Linked DNA regions of Homo sapiens: regions 1 and 2 are each linked to region 3. Evidence: chromatin loops called from intact Hi-C (ENCODE). Cell type or tissue: endothelial cell of umbilical vein. All regions are shown on one strand.

Region 1 (8,000 bases), 190 kb after region 3:
TTAGCAAAAGAAAAGAAATAACAAAGACCAGAGCAGAACTATACAAAATAGAAACAAACAAAAAAAAAAAAACAAAGGAGCAATGAAACAAAAAATTGTTTCTTTGAAAAGATAAAATTGATAAACTGCTAGCTAATCAAAAAGAGAGAAAATCCAAATAAACTCAATCAAAAATGAAAAAGAAGATATTATAACAGATACCACAGAAATACAAAAGATTATCACAGACTATTATGAAAACCTACACTGGAAAACTTAGAGGAAATAGATAAATTCCTGGAAGCGTGCAACCTACCAAGATTAAATCAGGAAGAAATAGAAAACCTGAACAGACTAATAATGAGTAGCAAGACTGAGTCAGTAATAAAAAATTTCCTAACAAAAAAAAATAAAAGCCCAGGACCAGAAGGATTCATAGCTGAATTCTACCAAACAGGCAGAGAGCTAATACCAATCCTCCTGAAACTATTTTAGAAATCAGAGGAGGGAATTCTCCCTAACTCATTCTACAAGGCCAATATCACCTGATACCAAAACCAGACTAGGACATCACAAAAACAGAAAACTACAGACCAATATCTCTGATGAACATAGATGTAAAAATCCTTAACAAAATAACTGAATCCAAGAGCACATCAAAAAGATAACACACCATGATCAGGTGGGATTTATACAAGGCATGCAAGGATGGTTCAACATATGCAAAGCAATAAACATGATATATCACATAAACAATATTAAGGGAAAAAATTATCATTTCAATAGATGCAGAAAAAACATTCAACAAAATTCATCATCCCTTCTTGATAAATATTCTCAATAAACTAGGCATAGAAGGAACATACTTCGACATAATAAAAGCCATACAAACCAACAGCAAATATCATACTTAATGGGGAAAAGTTGAAAGAATTCTAAGAACTGGGACAAGATAAGGATGCCAATTTTCACCACTCTTATTTAACATAGTACTGGAAGTCCTTGCCAGAGCAATCAGGCAAGAGAAAAAAAATAAAAGGCATGCAAATTAGAAAAGAGGAAGCCAAATTATCCCTGTTTACTGATGAAATCATATTATTTATAGAATACCCTAAAGACTTCACCAAAAACTCTTAAATTTAGTAAGTGAATTCAGTAAACTTTCAGGATACAAAATTAATTTACAGAAATCAATAGTGTTTCTATACACCAATATTGATCTAGTTGAGGGCCAAATCATGAAGTTAATCCCATTTACAATAGCTACAAAAAAAATACTTAGGAATATATTTAAGCAAAGAGGTGAAAGATCTCCCTAAGGAGGACCACAAAACACTGATAAAAGAAATCATAGATGCCACAAACAAAAGGAAAAACATCCCATGCTCATGGATTGGAAGAATTAATAACATTAAAATGACCATACTTCCCAAACCAATCCACTGATTCAATGCAATCACTATCAAATTACCAATGTCATTTTTCACAGAATTAGAAAAAAACAATTTTAAAATTCACATGGAACTAAAAAAAAGAGCCCTAATAGCCAAAGCAATCCTAAGCAAAAGGAACAAAGCTAAAGGTATCATATTATTTGGCTGACTAAATTATTCTACCAAGGTATACAAATAGACACATAGATCAATGGAACAGAATAGAGAACCCAGAAACAAAGCCACATACCTAAAACCAAGTTATCTTTGAAAAAGTCAACAAAAATATTCATTGAAGAAGTGACACCCTACTCAATAAAAGGTGCTGGAAAAATTGGATAGCAGTATGCAGAAGAAAGAAATTAGACCCATACCTCTCACCACTTACAAAATTAACACAAGATAGATAGAACACCTAAACATAGACCTGAAACTATAAAAATACTAGAAGAAAACCTAGGAAAAACTCTTCTGGACATTTGCTTAGGCAAAGAATTTAATTCAAAGTCCTCAAAAGCAAACACAACCAAAACAAAAATAGACAAATGGGAATAAATTAAGCTAAAAAGCTTTTGCACAGCAAAAGAAGCAGTCAACAGAGTAAACAAACAACTTACACAATTGGAGAAAATATTTACAAACATTACATCCAACAAAGGGCTAATATTCAGAATCTATAGGGAACTCAACTCAAGCAACAACCAAATAATTTCATTAAAAGGTAGGTGAAGGACATGAGCAGATATTTTTCAAAAGAAGACATACAAGCAGCCAACAAACATTAAAAAAATGCTCAACATCACTAATCATCATAGACATGTAAATTAAAACCACAAAGAGATACCATTTTACAACAGTCAGAACAGCTATCTTTAAAAAGTATAAAAACAACAGATGTTAGCAAAGATGTGGAGAAAAAAGAATGCTTATATACTGCTGGTGAGAATGTAAATTAGTACAACCTTTATGGAAAACAGAATGGAGATTTCTCAAAGAACTAAATATGGAACTACCATTTCATCCAGTAATCCCACTACTGGGCTGTATTAGGGACAGCGTTCTCTAGAGGGACAGAACTAATAGGATATATATCCATATATGTATACACACACACATATACACATATATATACATATTTATAGGCGTTTATAGGATATATATCCTATTTTGTGTGTGTGTGTGTGTGTGTGTGTGTGTATATATATATATGGGAGTAATAGGATATATATCATTTTATATATATATAGGAGTTTATTAAGTATTAACTTACACATGATCACAAGGTCCCACAATAGGCTGTCTGCAAGCTTGAGGGGCAAGGAAGGCCAGTCTGAGTCTAAAAACTGAAGAACTTTGAGTTTGATGTTTGAGGGCAGGAAGAATACAGCAGGAGAGAAAGATGTAGGCTGGGAGGCTAGGCCAGTCTTGCTCGTTTACATTTTTTTCTTCTTGCTTTATATTCACTGAGAGCTGATTAAATTGTGCCCACCAGATTAAGGGTGGGTCTGCCTTCCCCATACTGCTGATTCAAATGTTAATCTCCTTTGTCGACACCCTCACAGACTCACCCAGGGGATCAATACTTTGTATTCTTCAATCAAGTTGTCACTCAGTATTAGCCATCATATGGGCATATACAAAGGGAAAGAAGTCATTATGTCAAAAAGATACCTGCACTCATATGTTTATTGTCACACTATTCACAATAGCAAAGACACAGAATCAATCTAAATTTTTATCAACAGAGGATTGGATAAAGAAAATACGATATACCATGGAATACTACTCAGCCATAAAAAGGATGAAATCATGTCTTTTGCAGCAACATGGACAGAACTGGAGGACATTACCCTAAGTGAAAAAATTCAGAAACAAAAAATCAGATGCCACATGTTCTCACTTAAAAGTGAGAGCTAAACAATGGGTAAACATAGACATACAGGGTGGAATAATAGACACTAAAGACTCCAAAAGTTGGGAGGATGGGAGGGAGATGAAGGTTGAAAAATTGCCTATTGGGTACAATGTTCACTATTCAGGTGATGGGTGCACTAAAAGCCCAGACTTCAATATGCATGTAAGAAATCTGTGCTTGTACCCCCTAAATATACAAAAATTTTAAAAAGTTAATTTTAAAAAAGCAGTTTAAAAAAATGTGATCATGTTTTCTTGGCTGAAATTCACACACACATATATACACATAAATCCTTTGAGGTCCACAAGGAAGGAAACCTAGAACTGTCAACTTGTACAAGGTGATGGGGCCAGGACTAGGGCCCAGGTTTACCGAATCCTAGTCTATAGAATTTGCCAACATATCACATTGTCAGAGCTTATTAAATGATAAAAGCTTACATTTTAGTTCCCTACTCCATTTCTTTCTCTCACATCACCTCTCCTGACCGTAAAAATGACCCCACAAGCATGAGTTGTACAGAAAAACCTGGATAATCCACAAACAAAATCAAGTCCATCGTGTAAGGAGGGCCCCAGCCACCACTGTAGTTTTCGCATTGCCCCCTTGTGGTAAGTGAAGAAATCACATTAATTTCAGAAAGGTAGAGAATCGGAAACACTCAACTTTGATTAACTGAATTTCTAGTTATATGGTGCCATAAACTTTTATGCTGAAAATCTTTGAAATAATTTATATTTCTTGATTTCCTAGTAGGTACAATATCCAAATATAAAATGAATCATCTTTTATTCCCTCGACAGATCTGTATTGATTGTCTTCCCCAGACATGGTGCTGTGGACTGGGGAATGCATATCGGTTATGATGCTTTCCCTAGTGGAGTTTTCAGTCTGTGAGGAAGATAACATCAACAAAAAAAAACCCACTCATCATTCAACAGATATTTACCACCTATAGTTTTCCAGGCATTGTAACTAATGTTGGGCATAGAGTGGAGGACAAGAAAATCATTGTGTGTTTGTGTGTTGCTTGCACAAAGCTGACATTCTAGTAGGGAGAAGCTGGGGAAGTGCATTTCACTGGGCAATGATGTTAGTGTAGAAGGTGTAGGGAATAGGGTTGGATCAGAAAGAATCCAAGCCTGTGTCCTGGATGTTTGCTTTTTAAAAGAAATCCAAAATGTCAGCTTCTTTGCTGATTATTTCTTTACCTCTTATAAAAGCAGAGTAAAGAATATCCTCACCCATCTCCACCTAAACTGTGCATATGAGCTGCTGTGGAGAGTTCTGACTTTCCTGTCAGGAGATCTTTCTTCTGAAACTGGCTCTTCTAGTTACTTACCACATCCTGTGTGCCCTGGGATCATGTCATACCTCTTCTCCCGGTCTCCATTTCCTACAAAATGCAGGATTTAAAAGATGATCTCTAAGATATCTTCCAGCTCTAGTGGTCCATGAAATGGCTAAGTTAAAAAAAAAAAGAGATTCAACTATAATTGCTGTCCTTCTTGAGCACCTGCTTGGTCATTGGTGGTGACAATATTCTCTGTGTTTCTTCTGGTGACAACCAGAAACCTTAAGATGGACTTAGAGACTTAAGGGCTGCAGGACCAGAGTAGGCAGCATCTAGGTGATGAAATCCAAAGTCTACTCGTCGTTCTTGTTCTCACAGGGTTATATTTGCTAAGAGAATGATGCCGAACAAACCACTATTTTTCCTCTCTGGTAGAGTAGGTTGTCTCTTTGCATAATTATCATGTGTTCATTAGTAAACTCATGATGCTTTCTTCTCACAGGGTATAATTGTGAGTCTATTTATAGTTGCTCTATTTTCCTTCTGACATACCTAAAGGGCACAATATGCACATTTGTTGTATTGAGACCACACTGTGGGAATGGACCCAGCAAATGATTGGGCCTTATTAGGAGCCCAGTTGCCAATCTAGCTAAGCCTCAATATACATGTAAGGCGTAATTTGTCTGCTTCACTTTCCCTGTGTCCATTTGACTTGGAAAATGTGCCAATGTTCCAAGCACAGCACTTGGGATGTAGCATGCTGGGGAAAAAAAAAAATGGATGTGAGAGTCGCCAGCTCTGGATTTGTAGTAGGTCTCTACTCTGTACTATCTGTATATATTTAGGTGAGTGATTTATCCTTGATAAATTTCCTCATCTGTATAAGGAGCAAGAAAATCTACCTCACTGGGTTGTTTTGAGAATCATAATTCCTAATTTAAGTTACAGCAGGTTAATCTACGCATTTGACATGTGGCACATAGCAAAAGGTTAATGAATGTTAGTTTTCTCCTTCAACAAACTTACCATTACAAAAATAGCAAAGATGTGTGCCAAAACTACAACTAGTAAAGGAACAGAGGAATCTATGGATGGATAGCCCTTGGAGTTGCATTTCAACAATAAGAATATACAAAGAACTCGTGGAGCAGAATTTTGTGAAAAAAGATTATGGATAGAGAGATGCCCAACCTTGAATTGGACAGTTGTATGAATTTTAACATTAGCTAAATGCTCTTTCTTTTTTTAACACTGAGAAGGTAAGTAATACAAAAAGCTAAAAGAGCATACCCAATAGAAAACCACTGCACCAGAAGCCAAAAAACAGGCATTTTCTTATCTAGTAATAACCACTAGCTTAATGAACTTGAACAAACAACTTGATGTTTGGGGCTTTATTTTCCATCTATAAGAGTTAAATGGGAAAATCTGCTGTTCTATAGACCATCATTATAAAAGGTGACCTTAAGGAGGAATGGGAATTGTGGCATCGCAGTTTGGGGTTTCAGGGTATTTGCACAGTAATTTTAAAAATATTTATCTTTAAATTTTTGAATTTTTAGACTCTGTAAACTTACGAGTTATGCTATGCTGGGAAGAATTACTGTGCTACTTTCTGAACCCACTTTTACCAGTATTGAGCACCATGAAGGCCCTAGAAACTTCATCCTACAAACAGTAAAATCTCATTAATTTAGAACCCCTCCTACTCACTTTGTAATTTGCCATAATTTGAACGGGTTACTTTTGCTTTACAAAAAAAAGGATTTGTTAATGGAGTAGCACATATTGTTTCCAAGGAGATTTATTTGGCAAATAATAGCTACTTAGTAAATATTTTTGAATAAATGGTCTCCTTTGAACAACTATTTGTTGACACTGTTTTAATGACTCAAATTAATTCAGGAAAATGAATAAAGATGTATTGTATAGCTCTCTAATGCATACTTCTGACCTTCCCAGTTCCCTCACCTGGCCTAAATTACAAAGGTTCTGTTATGCACAAAATCCATTTCACCACAAGGCAATGTCATTGGAGTATGTTCTTTCATTTTTCTTATTGTAACAAGATCCTCAGTTACTTGAACAGATGTCTGTAAATTCAGAATACGTTTGAGTGTAGTTTACTAAGCATTATACACTAAAAACTCCCACTCACAATGGCCGTAGTTTTTTAGGGGGTGGGGGAATGTTTCAGCTTCTGGTGAGTTAGAGGCAACAACCTCAATATCAGATGAATGAAATTTTTTTCTCTCCTAAGGCAATTCCAGTCAATGCTTTGATAGTTTCTTTTTTAATGCTGTATAGTCTATAAAACTAATTAACCGGCAAATTACCTGAGTGAAAGTCATATTTTCTTTCATTTAGTAATAGAGAAAGATATCGGTCAAAATATTAATACAACTTTGAGTTTTGTCCCAGACAACATTTCCAGATCTCGATTCCCTCCCTCCCTCCCTTCCTTCCCTTTTTCCTTCATAACTCCCTCTCTCCTTCCCTCCCTCTTTGCTTCCTTTCTTCCTTCTTCCCTTCCGTCCTCTCTTCCTTCTTCTGTCCCTCCTTCCTTTCCTTCCTTCCTTTCTTCCTTCTTTCTCAGTTTTATTACTTAAATGTTTTAATCATTTTATCATCCTTTTCATCTGTGTTGATGAAAAACCAACACAATTGCCTAAAAAGGCAAAATAACAAGACAAAAATTCTGTAAGTCATCACCATTGGTTTTCATTCACCAGGTTTTCCGCCCCACAGAGGACTGTAGTACATCGTCATCATATTCTTAGCTAACTTTCGTTTAATTACTAGCATGTTTAAAGTGGAACCATTATTTAAAAGACTTTATTTTTTAGAGCACTTTTAGGTTTACAGCAAAATTAGAGGAAGGTACAGAGATTTCCCATATACCCCCTACCACCCTACACGCATAACCTCCCCCATTATCAACATCTCCCACCAGAATGATACATTTCCTACAATTAATGAACATACATTGACACATCATTATCACAGATCCACAGCTTACATTAGGGTTCACTCTTGGTGTTGTATATTTTATGAATTTGGACAGATATATAATGACATGGTAAGAAAAATTCATTTTAAACATGTAAATAGATTTATTTTTCTATTTATAATAAAGTTACTTTCTTGTTTACTATCTTTCCAAGACTTTTTCAATTCCTGATAAAGAGGAACAAAGGTCACAGATCAATGGTGTGTGCCTACTTTTTGTAGCAATGGGCTGTGTATCTCTTTTCACCCAATTTCTACAGGTAAGAAATGTTATTTTTCAGTAAGTGATTTAGTTATTTTTCCTTTTTTCTCATTAAAATTTCTCTAACATCTCCCTCTTCATGTTTTAGGGATATGCCTTTGCTAA
Region 2 (8,000 bases), 370 kb after region 3:
AGTTGGAATCATATAGTACATAACCTTTTCAGATTGGCTGTTTCACTAGGTAACATGTATTTAAGTTTCCCCATATATTTTCTGTGGCTTGATAGCTCATTTCTTTTTGGTACTGAATAATATCCCATTATCTGGATGTACCACAGTTTGCTTATCCATTCACCTACCGAAGGACAACTTGGTTGCTTCCACGTTTTGGCAACTATGAATAAAGCTGCTATGTATGTATAAATTTCATCCATGTATGGGTTTTTGTGCAGACATAAATTTTCAACTCCTTCAGGTAAACTCCAAGGAGTATGATTGCTGGATCATACGGGAAGAGTATGTTTAATTTTACAAGAAACTGCCAAACTGTCTTCTAAAGTGTGTGAACCATTTGCATTTCCACCAGCAATCAACAGAGTTCCCCTACATGCTTGTTAACATTTGGTGTTGTTAGTGTTCTGGAATTTGGCCACTCTGTGACATTTGTAGTAGTATCCCATTGATGTTTTAATTTGCATTTCCCTGATGATATATGATGTGCAGCTCCTTGTTTATTTGTTTTTTGCTTCCCTTTATTGTAAGTTCCATAGAAGTAGGAACTTATCTGTCTTATTTATCATTCTGTCCTTAGTGTCTACAATAATTCCTGGCACCTAGTGGGCTCTCTATAAGTATTTTTGAGTGATTGAATTACGCAGCCAGGGAACTGAGCCTTTGCTGTTTATTTTTGGCTCTGCAGATATTTTATATTATTCAGTAAGTTAAAAAAAAATAAACTTCTTACCTGAAGATGTGCTTCAAAACTTAGTCATGAATGCTGGAGCATAGACCTTCTTGCCTTGTTTCACAACTGTTTCATTCATTCTCTAGTTCTTCATGTCCTCTCTCTTCAGTTCCTCTTAGCTTGTTTCTAGCCACTTCTCTAGTCTCAGTCCTGCATCTCCCTCCCGTGATGCCTGGACTTGGGATGCTGGTGTCAAATCCCCTTATCCAAGCCTGCCATAAAGCCCCTCAGCTTCTGTGCCTGAGGCACCAGTGAGAGAAGCGGAACCCACACAGGGAAATCCTGAGTTCAGAAAGAGTTGGAGACAAAGTACTGTCTCCTGCTTGTTTCCTAATAGATGGAATGTTAATTGCTAACAGCTCCCATCTTACTAGTTCTCTCGTAACTGGGTTCATTTGTTTCTTCGACAAACATTTCTTGTGTCCTATTACATGCCAGACTCTATGGGAGGCTCTAGGAATACTGGCTTTATGCTGCTTATTTGGTTTGCTCTCCCGCATCTATTGTTGCTGTGCACCATGGGAGGCTGAACCCTGTAGCCTACGTCCCCCAGGCTCCGCACTGTCAGCTTTCTGCTGAGTCCAGCCAATGCGTGGTATAACAAGGCAGGAAGAGAGAGACATTGGGGTATTTTCTTTCCATCCAGGTTTGTAGCCCCCAAAGAGTGGCCTCTCTTCCATACTAGCCCCTCTCACTGGCCTCTGGTTACAACCCAGGGGTGGTAAAGGCTTCCCATACTTGTTAGCCTCTGGGTGCCTCACTCTCCCTTGTTTGATGTAATCCAGCCCATGCCTCTGTAAAGTCATCCTTTTATTAAAGTTTCTTCAACTTAACCATCTGACAGTGACTGTTTCCCACCTGGACCTTGGCTAAGGCAGACTTTATATAATTTTTAAATTTCAGGCTGGGTGCAGTAGCTCATGCCTGTAATCCCAGCACATCAAGGCCAAGGTGAGAGGATTGCTTGAGGTCAGGAGTTTGAGATCAGCCTGGGCAACACAGCAAGACTTCACCACTATGAAAAATTTAAAAAATTAACTGGGTTTGGTGGTGTGTGCCTCTAGTCCCAGCGACTTGGGAGGCTGAGCTTGGGGGGATTGCTTGCGCCCAGGAGTTTGTGGCTGTAGCAAGCTATGATCGCAACACTGCACTCCAGCCTGGGCAACTGAGAGAAACCCTGTCCTTAATTTTTTTTTTAATTAAAAAATTTAAAATTTTAATGTTTAGGAATAATATAACTTTTGTTTCTTTGTGCTCCAGCACTTTGAGAATAATTAAGGGTGTGGGTCCCAGGATCCAGTTACTGTGCTAATTGGTTCTGAGGGACCACCCAGCATCCCAGTAGTTCTTGGTACACAGCTCTCCCCCTTTGTTGTCCTATCATCTCTCAATGTTGTTAGCATTGTTGCCACTGTTCCCACTGAAGCAAGAGCACGGCTGGTGGAAACAGAATTAGGAGGCAGGAATAACAGATGCTTAGGTTGGATATGGCAGCCCCAGTAGTAAGCAATGGGGCCTAGAGAAAAGGGAGTTGCATTTTGGCTACTTGGGAGAGATACTGCTATAGTTCGAATGTCCTCTCCAAAACTCAAGTTTTAAGGTAGGACCTTGTCCTTATGCATGAATTAATGCTTTTATTTCAGGAGTGATGAAAGGATGAGTTTGGCTCAGTTTCCTCTGTCTAGCATGCTTGCTCTCCCATGTGGCACCTTCTGCCATGTGATGACCTTCACCAGTTTCCAGCACCATGCTCTTGGACTTCCCAGCCTCCAGAACCATGAGCCCAATAAACTTCCATTCTTTATAAATTACCCAGTGTGTGGTATTCTGTTACAGCAGCAGAAAGCAGACTAAGACAGATGCTTATAGCATTAGATTATGCTATGTTTTGTAGAACTGAAGAATTCATGGATTCCAAAAAAGTATATTTTTTCATAGTCTGTATTTTTGTGTCTCAGAGGAATGTTGGTGGTTTAACTTATTAGAATAACTCATGCTTGAAATCAGCATGAGTTATTCTATTGTTGGGGGTGGTTATAATGTTTATAAGATTTTAATAGGGTATCTGCTTTATTTTTTATAATACTTGTGATAGTGGTGGGGTGTCTGGTTGAATTTCAGTGCTATTTTTACGGCTTTTGAGTACTAGAAGACCTAAGCTTAGAGCAGAAGAGCAGATTGAGAGAGGTATTTCACAGGAAAGACAGAGAAAGATGGAGAGAAGTTCTAGCAAAGTGAGGTACAAACCAAGAGAAGATGATGTGGGCCAAACTCCGATGAGGGGTGCATACACAGAGAAGGGAAGTTTTGTGTTGTGCTTTGGGTGTTTATCCTAGGTGCCTCTTTTAAAATTTTTTTAAAAATAAGCATAACCTGATATATTTCAGATGATCTCTATAAACCATGTTTTCCAGAATAAAGTGCTACATAAAATTTAGCATTGAGGTTTTAATCTTAATTTTCAAAGAGATACTACAGTCTATCCAAGTTAACGTAACATTACTTTCTCAATGATCACAATGATACTGGGAGTTGACGAGGCTTGTAACAATCTACTGGGATGATGTGAGCCTTTATTAACCTCATCAGGTGAGATGTGATGTTTTACCCACACGAGCTGGTTAGCATTTACAGTAAAGGGCACTTACACTGCACTCTTAATACTTATCTTTATTATGAAAGTGTTTCCAAAGTAAAATGATCCTCATAATAATGATTGCTTCCAGAGATCAAGAATGAATAATTATATTTTCATATAAAAATCAGCAAAACACAATAACAATACATAAAATAATTCTAATTGGCTAACAGTATTTCATTCCATTTCTGACAGAGATGCTCAAGCACTGAATTGTCTTAAGAAAACAAGTAAGGTTTTGTCACCTATCCTATTTCTCACTGCAAGTTGAAAAAAATCAAATCCAAACACCACCACCCCTTCTATGACAACAAACGGCTGTGGAGGTAAATGACTATGTGGGCAAAGAGTTGATGAAAATCATGAGCTTAGGGGCTTTATGAAACTTTGGGAAATCAAACTCAGAGGTTGTTTTCCATTCTTAAAGTAATGAAGCTCTAAGTTAAAGTTTCAGAATCATCACATAACTGTTCCTATTCCATAACTCATTTCTTTTTTTTTTTTGCAGGTAATCTTATTTTCCTAAGGGTAGTTTCATGATGACAGTGTCAAAAAATTACTGTGGATAAAGAAAAAATTGTCTCAATGAAATAGAATTTTTCACTGAACACAGAAACCATCTCAATAGTTGCTGCTCCCTGGTTTCCAGGCCACGCAACAGACATCAAACCAGGAAGCCAAACTTTCATGGACCTGTGTTAAGAAAAACACACATACATGGGCATACTACTTTTTCCAGAAAAACGGAATTAGGCAGAGAAGGAAGTGTGGGTGTACAACTGATCCACAAGCTATTGGGAAATCAATAGCTAAAAAATGTCCACACCCTGGCTTCCTTTTATCAGGAACTCCAGGAGGCTGAAGGAATGTGAGTGCATGAGATAAGCAAGACAGATCTTAACGGTCCCCTCACATCCCTTTCTGGGCAATCTCCAGAATGCCTAGTTTTGTGGAGACACCATGTACTATCTGGCTGCAGAGACTTTCTTAGGTCCCGTGTTAGACCCCATGGGGTCTCAGCATGTGGTCATGTGGTAATGCATTCCTTTCAAAGGCTTTGGGTTGAACTCAAGTTGGAAATACCTGGAAAAGACCAAGCTTCTCCTTTGGGTGTCTGCGGATCCTATTAAAAATATTCGTGATGTTTTAAGTTCTCCAATACAATTTTCTCCACGAAAACAAGCATCAGATACACTACCTCTAAGTATTTATTGGAGGGGTTCCAACAGCCTCGTGGACAGGCCTTCTCAGCAGCTACTGAGTGCCCCCTAGGGGTGGGGAGGGGCCAGTGCACATGGAGGCAAACCACAGAGCCCTTTTGTGGCCTATTATTATGAAGAACTAAAATGTGGCCAGTGAACCAGTCAGTGCTCATCACTACGGGGTACTTTGACAATGGCACAATTTCATTTTACCAAAAGAAACCTTCACTGGCTCTGGGGACTGCAATATCTTCATTTTAAAATATTTTGCTGCGTTTTCTTCAAGGGCGGCTTGTGACAACTGAACTGCTGATTATTCCTTCCATGGACAGCATGGTAGTGGCAAGTGCAGTAACTGGGCTCATTGCATTTTCTCTTTCCATACAAGTTACTGCAACTGCCATGTGATCACTTTTCCAGCAGGCTGACTTCGATTTGATTTTTTTCTTATTTAAATGTTAGAAACATCTCAGGGCTATTATTATTTATCTACAAAGCAGAAATCAGCCAAAGACAAAGGAAAAAAGTAAGCTAATCAGAACCTGAAGACCTGAAATACCACATGAAATGTAAACATTTAACTTTTTATTTCCAAAGGATTTCTTGAAGCCTCTCTGGAGATAATGACATCACCACACATACTGTTAAACAATCTTTTAATACCTTTGGAATTACTCTTTATAATTTTTATACTTCAAATTAAGAAAACCGCCCAATGTTCAGGCAACTTTGGCATTAACATTTCCAAGAAAGGGACAAAAACAACTATTAATGCAACATCATGAAGAGATTGGGGACAATTGTGGGTGTCTATAAAGCTCTCTTTGAAAAGCTCTTTAAAGCGAACTCAGGTAAATGGAAATGAAATCTGACTTTTTACTTAGGCCAAATAACAATGAGGTTTGAATATAAAATGGAAGATTCAGGCCCTTTCTACCTAAGATGAAGGCATTTAGTTTGCTCAAATTCAAACTCCACCAAATACTCTGAATGGAAAGTTTGGCAACAGAACTGGACATGTGGAGGTTCACCAACCATTTTGATCAAAGGTGATCTGATTTTATCTCACTTCTTGCCTAACCTTTCTGGCTTCTTTACCTTGACTAGATGCCTGTGGCATTATATAATGATGCAGCCCAGCAGAAGTAGGATGCTAATAAACCCTGGGGTAAAGCAGCAATCATCTGCATTTTTACCACATACACTTGAATAATCCAAAATACTGAGAGTTGCTTCCCTATGCTCAACATCCATAGGACCAAATTTGGAAAGGTGAACTGTAGTTGGCTTATATGCTGGCCTTAGGTGCTCTTATGACCTGTGCTTAGCCATATTTAGCTCACTGGCTAAGAGGCTGAAAAGATTCTACCACCTTCAGGTGTGTGGGGAACATGAACAGGAGGCTGACAAACAAGGAGGGAAGTTTCTATTGTACCTGGTGAGTGGGTTTTATGAAAAGAATATGGGTAGGGATGAGTCAGTGATATTTTGGTTTTATCACTTTTTGGAGAAACATACATATATATACATAAATAGAACACATGTTTTTATATCATTTATTGACCTGAGGCCAAATTCTACTCGATTTTCTACTTTCCCCCTACTAAGAGATCCAGAAAAGCTATTAACATTAGAGAATAAAGTATTACTTCTTCTGGAATCCTTTCTACATACCCCTTTGTACTCTGGGAAGGTTTGAATGTGACCAGGAAGGAGGAGATATCAACACAGGCTAAGTTAATTAACGAAAAACAGCATTCTGACTAACCTATAGTTGAATTTACAAAATACACTTCAAAGCTATGGCCTGGTACAGGGGGAGGATGAGATACTGCACATATTTTTCTCTCTCAGCCTTATCAGGCTACCATGGGAAAGCTATAGACAGAGATATATTATTCTTCACCATAAAAAGCCTGCAAACCCCATTTTAATTAGCCCCAAAGAACTGTGCCCTAAAATGTAAAATGAAATAAAAATCTCTGGATAACATAGACGACTGTGTGAAGTGAATGCCATCAGTTAGAGAGACCCCAAGTGTTCCCAGTTCTCCTTCTAAGTAACTTCTGGGGGGAAAAATGATTGCTTAGATTTGCCTTTGCTAATGACAGACCCCATTTACTACGTTTTATGCAATTCTTCTAAACCTTTAATTTACAAGATGACCTCCTTGAAATTATTCTTCTGTGCTCGAGTGTCATATGATCTAAACCTGAACACATGGATCTCTAAAGTTAATTTTAGCCATTGAGAGGACTTGCCCCAGACACTAAAGCAAGCTAAATATGTTCATATTTTAATTAAGAAACTTTTACCTTCTCAAAATTTTCAGCTGTAATATGCTATTACCTTATACATATACTTGCATTTTAGCAGATGTTCTGGAGACTAACAAGTCCTTTTATGATTGTTCTTACAAACTCAACCATCCACAAATTACACTCCTAGACATATGCCTGTTTTGTGAAATAAAATAACAAGGCTCTAAAAGCAGAATTATTTGCATCGTTTTCTCAATAAACAAGCAGATGTATTTCTAAGCCTCTTCAATTATTACTAAGGACCATAACAGAAACATATTATTTTGTAAATAAGTAGGGCAAGATATAATATTACGGTAAGAATTTTTTGGTTGGGAACATTCTTTTAACTATTAACCCACAGATTGCAAATTGTGGGCAAAAAGCTTTAATTTTTTCCAAGAATTGAATTAAATGTGAATGGTTCTGAGCAGGATACGCACTCTCTGGTGTTTCTGCACGCTTGTTAGCATTTCTGCTGTTGTCTTCACAGCCCTGATTCACACATTTATATTATGGCATTTTTGTTTGGGGTTCGTTCTAAGTGATGGCCTTCTTGATTTATGAAGGGTTTTATAATCCCTTTTTCCTCTTACTAAAAGTTAGAAGAAGAGATAAAATCTTTGGCTGACATATGGTTTTCTTATCTGTACATAAATAACACTGCTATGTAGGAGACTTATGGAAACTTATTCTTCAGTAATTTTCCTCATTGTTGATATTGCCATTGTCCAATAGAATTTTTCATTTTTCCAGAAACAGCCCCATTTGAAAAAAATTCCTGGAAACCAAAGAAGCATTGTAGTGTAATGCTGCTCAGTGTTTAGTAACAGGAAAGTCATCTGGATTACGTTTAAGGAGAAAAGCAAAGGGTAAAATAGTCTTTCTCCCATTGGCTTTATTTTGCTCAGCAAAATAAAAACATCAACATCAAGTACTAGATAGGGCTTTTTCTTGAAAGCTGGTTGCATTAAAGTGCTCTGCACTGCACAGGTAATCTTTATCAACTCTTGAAATATTTTTTTGTCCCCAAATATAGTTAACTTCTTTCTTTTATAACATAAGACTGCACTAATTATAGGGTAGTG
Region 3 (8,000 bases):
GAAATAACTGAGTTTCCTGTTAGGTTGCCCCAGTAGAGGTGGTTTCATGTGTACCAATGTTAATTCATGTCTAACCGCTTCTGGACACATTCATTTTCACTTTACTAGATTGCCCAGTATGCACAACTGTAAATATCTAGGAGATGAACATTTTTTGTTGTTGTTGTTCAGACTCTGCAGAATTGCAATGACCCAGCACATATCACATTTTTCCTATTTGGTCAGATAGATGTCTTATGTTCAAAAGAAAACATAAAATCTTGCCATTTAAATTGTTTTCCAAAAATGCAGTAAAATCAGTAACTTGAAAGTGAGCTAGGGCCCTGTGATTGGTGTCGGGTGGTATACATCAATGTGGTTTAATTTCTATCTTCTTGACCTCCTAATGCAGCACACTTTCACAGTCCCATGTAGCTAAAGTCAGCCTGAATATTCCCAGAGCTTCAAGGCATTGTATGAGGGAATAATTCAAGCAGAATGACATCAGATCTAGAAGTGGCGGTAGGGTGTAGTGGGTATTTTCTTTTCAATAACCTTCTGTTTTGTTTTTCCCCTGTGGGTAAGCAGCAATGAACCCTTACAGCCTGGACATCTTTGAAGACCAGTTATACTGGATATCTAAGGAAAAGGGAGAAGTATGGAAACAAAATAAATTTGGGCAAGGAAAGAAAGAGAAAACGCTGGTAGTGAACCCTTGGCTCACTCAAGTTCGAATCTTTCATCAACTCAGATACAATAAGTCAGGTAATCACCAACTTTGGTATAAGATGCTCCTCATTACTTGGAAATCTTATTTCAAAATAATGGCTATATTGCTGGAAGATGGCAGTAGATAACAACAAGCTAATCTCTTGGTGCATGAAAGGGGTATATGTGTATGTACGTTTGCTGGGGGAGAGGAACGTTTTAACCATTTTCACCAAAGAAAGATAAAATTGGTGGTCAAATGAAATTATGCAAACCATCAGCAGGTAAGTAAAAATATTAGCCCTCATCATTGTTTGGAGTGATGGATATGTACTTCTAGGCCACAGAATCCAGCAGACATCAGTCCCCTGCTAAATGTGAGTTGGGTTAACAAGTCACAAAATGGGTTTCATAGGCATCAGAAATCTTATCCTTCCCATTGCAAGGCTAGGCTAGTCAGGTCAACCTGAGATATGTAGGTCTTAGTTTAAAATGGCCAGTCATGTGCATTCCTACCCGCTCCCCTCTGTCTCACTTTCCCACTTCTGGGCCCTGCTTCCTCAGGTTACCTGTGCGCTAATTTATCCTTCAGCAGTGTGTGGAGCAAGATGAAAGGCAAAGGGAAGTGAGGAAAGGAAATAGCCTTTTACTAAGTTCTTATGTCAAATTCTCTCTTCAGTGTTAATTCAGCCATCTATTACTTCAATTACCTTATAAAGACCTCCCAAACCTTATAAAGACATTTTATTCTCATCTCAAATAAAGAAACTGAGGCCGAGACAGATTTAGTAACTTGTGTGCCTAAGTCACATAACAAATGGGTGAGTTTTAATCTCAGAAATGAAATAATTTTTAGGTTCAATTCTATCCAACCCAAAACTCAGCATCTTGCTGTATTGGCCCAGTGTTCAGTATGCCAAAGTCCCAGGTTGAATGCTATGGATATGTGGCCTTTGACAAGTTACTCCCTTCCTGTCCCCATATGTGAGTCATGGGTGGAGTCTGGGGTTGTCTTGAGTCTGCTGATATTTTGAGACCTTGATCAGCCTTGAAAAATTGCAACTCAAAGCTGAGACTCCCATGAGATGACAGGGGTGGCAAATGCCTTTTCTAGGGCATGGCTTCCTTGTTTTGGAAGTATATCACCAAAACACTCCAGAATACTCCAGACCCTACCAATAGAATAGCTTTTGTGTCCTAAGTGCCCTTGCGGCTCTCACACTTGGCAATTTTAAAGGTAGGAGAGGAAGGCACAGTACACCTGGAAAGGCTATCTCCCCTCCCTACCGCCTCTGGACCCTGAGGAGAAGGCAGAGGAAAGTCTGGAGGCTGCCCCTGAAGGAAAAGCATCTCCCTCCGGCAGCTGATGCTCAGGGAAGGCGGCTCCTTTGGAAAGTGCTGGTGGAGTGGGGGTGGGGGTGGGGGTGGGGATGGGGAGTACAGCCCCAGCCCAGCCTGTTTGAACCAAGAGTTCTGAAAGTTGAGCATGCCTCAGAATTATCTGGAGAGCTTGTTAAATATAGATTCGTGGGCCCCATCTGTTGCACTTCTGATGCAATATGCCTGAGGTGGCCTAAGAATTTGCATTTCTAGTTCTCCTGTGACGTTGATGCTGCTGGTTCAGTGACCACATTTTGAGAACCGCTGCTCCAGTCCCTTGCTACTCAGAGTGTGGGCCATGGGCCAGGAGTCTTGGGATCCTTATGGGAGCTGGCTAGAAATGCAGTCTCTCAGGCCCACCCCAGACCTTCTGAATCAGAATCTGCATTTTAGCAAGATTCCCCAGGTGATGGATAGCACATTCAAGTTTGAAAATCTCCACTCTGGAGGGCCGACGAAATGGTAATGAGACAGATATTGATGGAGGCTTTTGGAAGATGTGTTACTAATTTATAGCTATGCTTTGTCTGTGGTTACATCTTGAATGACAGACAATCAGGATCACAGAATGTTAGTCTGAGAAGGAATGTAAAGATTATCCACTCCAGTACAACCCTTGGATAAATCATAATACATGCTAAGGTAGAATTAATAAGGCTCTAGACTTACCTAGGGAGCTTTTAATGGTAATACTTGAACTCTACCCCAGACCAATTCAAATCTGAATCTCTGTGAATGGGCATCAATAGGTTTTTTTGTTTGTTTGTTTTTTGTTTTTGAGACGGAATCTTGCTCTGTCGCCCTGGCTGGAGTGCAGTGGTGCAATCTCGGCTCACTGCAAGCTCCGCCTCCTGGGTTCACACCATTCTCCTGCCTCAGCCTCCTGAGTACCTGGGACTACAGGTGCCCGCCACCACGCCCAGCTAATTTTTTTTTTGTATTTTTAGTAGAGACGAGGTTTCACTGTGTTAGCCAGGATGGTCTCGATCTCCTGACCTCGTGATCCGCCCAAAGCGGCCTCCCAAAGTGCTGGGATTACAGGTGTGAGCCACCGCGCCTGGCCTGGCATCAATAGTTTTGAATAGCTCCCAGGTGATTATGAGGAACCATTGCTCTAAATTCCCTTTTCTTGCAATTAAGGTAACTGAAACCCAGAAGAAATGTCTCCTTGGAGGGTTGGGGTGGAAATCACATCCAGTATACTTTGGATAGACCATATGTTATGATCTGTCCAGTTTTGGGTAGTGACAAATCTTGGTATAATATGTGGATCTCACTGGTCTTTTGAACCATCTCAAGTTGTTTAGCACTGAGTAGATTTTGAGGTTAGGCAGTGAACCAGATACCCACCTTCCAAACCTCTCAGGGCAGCAGAGAAGATAAGTGATGCCAATAGAAAATGTGAGTGGTACAGAAATTGGCTGGAGGGCCCAGAGAGGGACTATCCCACTGCAGTGTGGTGGCAGAGATGATAGTGTAAATGAGGGTGAGTGGCCAGCTGACACGTGGACGAGAGGTATTGAGAGGATGCCTAGGCTCTGCTGTCACCTGGCAGAGCCACTTCCAGTTGCTGGGTATTCAGGTTATTCATTCTGTCAGGACCTAACTGCTGTTCTCACCCGCTTTCCAGTGCCCAACCTTTGCAAACAGATCTGCAGCCACCTCTGCCTTCTGAGACCTGGAGGATACAGCTGTGCCTGTCCCCAAGGCTCCAGCTTTATAGAGGGGAGCACCACTGAGTGTGATGCAGGTAGGAGCACTGCCCAAGCAGCTATGGGGGCCTGGGAGCACTCCTCTGCTGCCTTCAGGAGTCAGAAGAATCCCTGTATGCTGGGTCCTTTGCAGCAGAGTGGGGATGGCTGGAAGGAGGGTTAAGGGATGTGGGAGGTATGAACAGAGTTGAGTGGGACTTAGGGGGCAAACAGAACTGTGTTCCAGTGACTGCTGAGAATTATTTGCTAAGATCTGCAGAAATATAGATCCAGTGTCCCTAAATCTATTGCTGTGTTGTTTTGTAAAGACATTTTGAAGAGTGAGTTTTTATAAGACCTCTACCTCAAGCTGGATTCCCATTGCCCCAGAATCCACTCAACCTTAATTGTAGCTCCTCAGGGTAGAGAACCATGTCCAGTTTTGACAACTGAAAAAGGGCTACCTTTTGAAAAGTGCTTTATATTATCAGGAGACGAAGACCAGCATGAGGAAGCTGTGGTTTAATTCTAGTCCCAAACGCTGTGGGTGATCTATTCTTGGCAAGACTTTTTTTCAATGACTCTTTTAAGGAGTTAATAAGCCGGATGGGGGCGAATAACTAGTGTCCCTAACTAGCATCCGGTGCTGGAAAAGCCTGTGAAAAAGTCGTCCTGCAATTCACTAGCGGCCCATTTTATGGCTCACATCCTTGGGGCCTTCCCCCAGTTTTAGCTGATGGGGAAAGGAAAACGCTTAACCACCTTCTACCACCAGGGGGAGCAGGCAGTTAGACCAGGAACCACCCTTTGACTCATTCCAAACAGGCTGAGGAGTTGGCAGGTTTAGGGAATGAATCCAGGGAGAAAAAACTGTTTCTTGTCACCCCTCTTCCCCTACTCTTGCACTCATCCCAACGCTACTGGGGAAATATTGGTAGGAATCCAATATTTCGAGCCATATTTGGAACAAAATGACAATTTCAGGCTTTGAGATTTGTTCCATGCTGTGGATAGATTGTTTTGCCACTTACTGCAATTTCACATCGTGGGAGCAGTGTGGTCCTGGTTGTCACCTCATCTACTACTTTTCTCATTTAAACTTTTTGCCAAGTGGATTTTATTAAGATTCTTGTTTTAAAGAACTTTAACCGAAGTAAGCACACGAATGATGGCAGTCATTCCATATAGGGCCTCGGTTTGGTATAATAATTAAGCAATTAGTCCAGTGAGATTTCTTGAGTGCCAGCTATGTGCCAGGCACTGTTCTAAGTGCTGGAGGTAACAGAGGTGAACAAAACAGACAAAACCCCCTGTGTGTATTGAGTTTACATTCTAAGAGGACAATAAATAGAGAAGTCAATAAATACATGGTAGTTCAGGTGGTACTATGGAGAAAATGAAGGCAGAGGAAGAGGGATGAGGATGGGGTGAGTGGGGATTGTCCTTTAGATAGTGTTCAGGGAAGACCTGTCTGATACAGTGAACATTGAGTGGAGACTCAGATTGAAGGACTGAGCCAGGAGGGTATCTAGACTCTTTAAATAATATACACATGTAACCTATACTTATTAAGCATCTTCAATATAAAAGACACTGAAGCACTAATTCCCCATCAGGCACATCCTGGGAGTATGTACAGGCCTAGCTGGGAGCAGGGACTTGGAGTAAGGGCAGTTTGGGAGGACTTGAAAACTCAGGAGCTCTCTAGCTAACTGCCTATCAAATATCTCTATATCTGTAGCTATGTGACTGCCTGTGGACTGATCAATTACTGATGCTTTGGTGTCTTTAGTTGAAGTTTCAAGGTGGGCCTACATTAAACTCTTGATTTTAACTGGGTTCACGGAGGAGAATTCTGAAAACTTCAAATGAGAATGTGAATATTTTAAGAGATTATTTTACCACTAGGTTCTTGTAACTATTAATATATGTGCTCCAGAGTCTAGTACCTCTCCATTGTTTTTTGGGAAAAATTCTATAAACTGCCCCCTTTCTTTCCACTAAATGTATGTTACTCTCCAAGACCTTAAGGAAACTCACTGGACTTAGGGGGAAGGTAAGCTTTGACAGGGAGACTAATTGGCTGGCCTGCCCCTCCTCCCACCCCTAACCTGGGCCGGTTTGCATGGTGTGGGCACTCTGCTGAGTACAGCTGACTAACACCTGCATGGCTTTCCCTTCCTGCAGCCATCGAACTGCCTATCAACCTGCCCCCCCCATGCAGGTGCATGCACGGAGGAAATTGCTATTTTGATGAGACTGACCTCCCCAAATGCAAGTAAGTCTGAATGTTGAGGTCCCAGCTATAGGCCTTGCCTCTTCTGGGGAAATTTGAGACCTTAAAGTAGCCAGGAAAACAAATACAGGAACCTCACCAGTTCACTAATTCTTACATTTTAACCAGCTTGCCTTCCCTTGAGGGAGTCTACAGAGAACTGAGGCAGTGCTTCTTTAACTAGAATGTGCATAAGAATCCCGTGGAGATCTGGTTCAAGTGCCCATTCTCACGCACAGAGATTCTGCATTTCTAACAAGCTCTAGGTAGGCCACAGGGTCTTGGACCACACTTTGGGGAGCAAGGAGTTAGAGAATTGGCAGCAGCATTTTCCTACTCACCTGGTATTGTTGATTACAACAGGGCTGTGGGAGAAGAGCTGTCTGCAGGGCTGCTTTAGTACAAGGCACTCGTGATGAGCAGAAAGACTGGGATGGATTCGGAAAGAAGATGACTGTGTTGCGAAAACTCTAACATGGAGCAAGATAAATGGATGTCTTTAAAAAGCATTTAATGAAAGCATATAAAAGAAAGAAACATAACCATGGTTTCCATTTGTACTCTCTAAGGAAGCATTGCATAGATTAGACACCAATAGGTTTTCGTGGCCAGACTCACCCCCTCAGTGCCACAGCTACTCCATTACAAGTGCATTTCTAAAATCAGAGCACTGTTCTTTCTGCTTGTCTTCTCTTGGCAGAATGAACAAAAGTCATGCAGGATACATTGTCTGTTCAACATGTAATTTATGCAGTCAAAGCTCTCTCTACTTCAGGATGTGCTCAGAAAAATGCAGTAGAAGCCTAAGAACATAACAGCTAGTGAATGATTTGCTTTTTCCTTTCAGGTGTCCTAGCGGCTACACCGGAAAATATTGTGAAATGGCGTTTTCAAAAGGCATCTCTCCAGGAACAAGTAAGTTTTAAGAATGTGAGCAACTTGGAAATTACTCATGGCCCCTACATTGAATGCTGTCACAGCTTTTCTACTTAACCCAGTCTTTGAAGGAGTGGTTCTAGCCCCCAGTTTCTGCCAGGATTGCGGGCTCCCATGTGTTGATGTGCTCTCTGCTATCTTCTTCTATAGCCGCAGTAGCTGTGCTGTTGACAATCCTCTTGATCGTCGTAATTGGAGCTCTGGCAATTGCAGGATTCTTCCACTATAGAAGGACCGGCTCCCTTTTGCCTGCTCTGCCCAAGCTGCCAAGGTCAGTTTCATTATGGGGAACGTTGATGTTTGAAGCCTAAGAAATTCATATGAAGCCATGTGAAGGACTTAGTTTTCTTTCTAAGTTAAAAAAGCACAATACGCAGTTCACCGATTCCACAGAAACAAAAAGTAGTGAGGATGTAAAGCAGTCACTTCAAATCCCAACTTCTTAGTCAAGTGCTTCTCTAAAGCCTGAGTGACAAGCTGTGTTTTGTAGTCCAAATGGTTGTGCCTACTGGTAGGTGTTCAGGTCAGAGAGGAGTGAAAAGGCAGCTGTGTGATGGCCCAGGCTTTATCCTTCTATGTGCTGGACTCTTTTTCTTTTAGATCTCATGGTTCAGGAATGTGCTTTAACGTTTCCAGGTAGCTAAGGGAACTTACTACCATATTTGACAGTGTAAATTTAGAGTGGGAATTGAGCATTACATTTGAGGAAGATTTGGCAATGTGGAGGAGAGGGTACTATTGTGAAAGGTTGTATTTGTTGTTTTTGTTGTTGTTGTTTTAAATAACAAGACACTGTTTTGGTTACTTCTTTCCAGCTTAAGCAGTCTCGTCAAGCCCTCTGAAAATGGGAATGGGGTGACCTTCAGATCAGGGGCAGATCTTAACATGGATATTGGAGTGTCTGGTTTTGGACCTGAGACTGCTATTGACAGGTCAATGGCAATGGTGAGTATGGTTTCAAAATGATTATTTGAAGGTTGTCATTTATAGAATAAATACTTTTTATAAAGAACAAAATTCACCTAGAGAAG

What was found. A loop is a pair of places that touch in the nucleus more often than their neighbours do. Peaks named below come from ENCODE experiments on the same cell type or tissue, not always from the same donor. Only the 100,000 strongest peaks of a DNase experiment are listed, where the experiment ranks them.
Region 1: a loop joins it to region 3, with 4 times the contacts of the local background. A loop is called at or near these places in 7 of 110 quality-filtered maps.
Region 2: a loop joins it to region 3, with 5 times the contacts of the local background. A loop is called at or near these places in 4 of 110 quality-filtered maps.

Annotation. Positions count from the first base shown.
Region 1 is chr2:168,944,750-168,952,749 of GRCh38, reverse strand. It overlaps ABCB11 (ATP binding cassette subfamily B member 11), which reads left to right. Exons shown (of 28, transcript NM_003742.4): 20 at 7,789-7,893; 21 at 7,984-8,000. Among named protein-coding and RNA genes, the nearest start is that of G6PC2, 47 kb to the right of the region's middle. In endothelial cell of umbilical vein, a CTCF peak has its summit at 3,933 (motif pointing left); no DNase peak of the experiment used is centred here.
Region 2 is chr2:168,770,557-168,778,556 of GRCh38, reverse strand. It overlaps CERS6 (ceramide synthase 6), which reads right to left. Exons shown (of 10, transcript NM_203463.3): 10 at 3,423-8,000. CERS6-AS1 (CERS6 antisense RNA 1) reads left to right here. Exons shown (of 3, transcript NR_045787.1): 2 at 3,606-3,736; 3 at 3,919-6,606. Among named protein-coding and RNA genes, the nearest start is that of CERS6-AS1, 12 kb to the left of the region's middle. In endothelial cell of umbilical vein, a CTCF peak has its summit at 4,671 (motif pointing left); DNase peaks (open chromatin) are centred at 4,166, 4,606 and 7,606.
Region 3 is chr2:169,138,491-169,146,490 of GRCh38, reverse strand. It overlaps LRP2 (LDL receptor related protein 2), which reads left to right. Exons shown (of 79, transcript NM_004525.3): 70 at 568-744; 71 at 3,698-3,817; 72 at 5,946-6,036; 73 at 6,881-6,948; 74 at 7,120-7,240; 75 at 7,785-7,914. Among named protein-coding and RNA genes, the nearest start is that of DHRS9, 73 kb to the right of the region's middle. RefSeq lists a silencer at 4,418-4,712. In endothelial cell of umbilical vein, a CTCF peak has its summit at 4,534 (motif pointing right); a DNase peak (open chromatin) is centred at 4,550.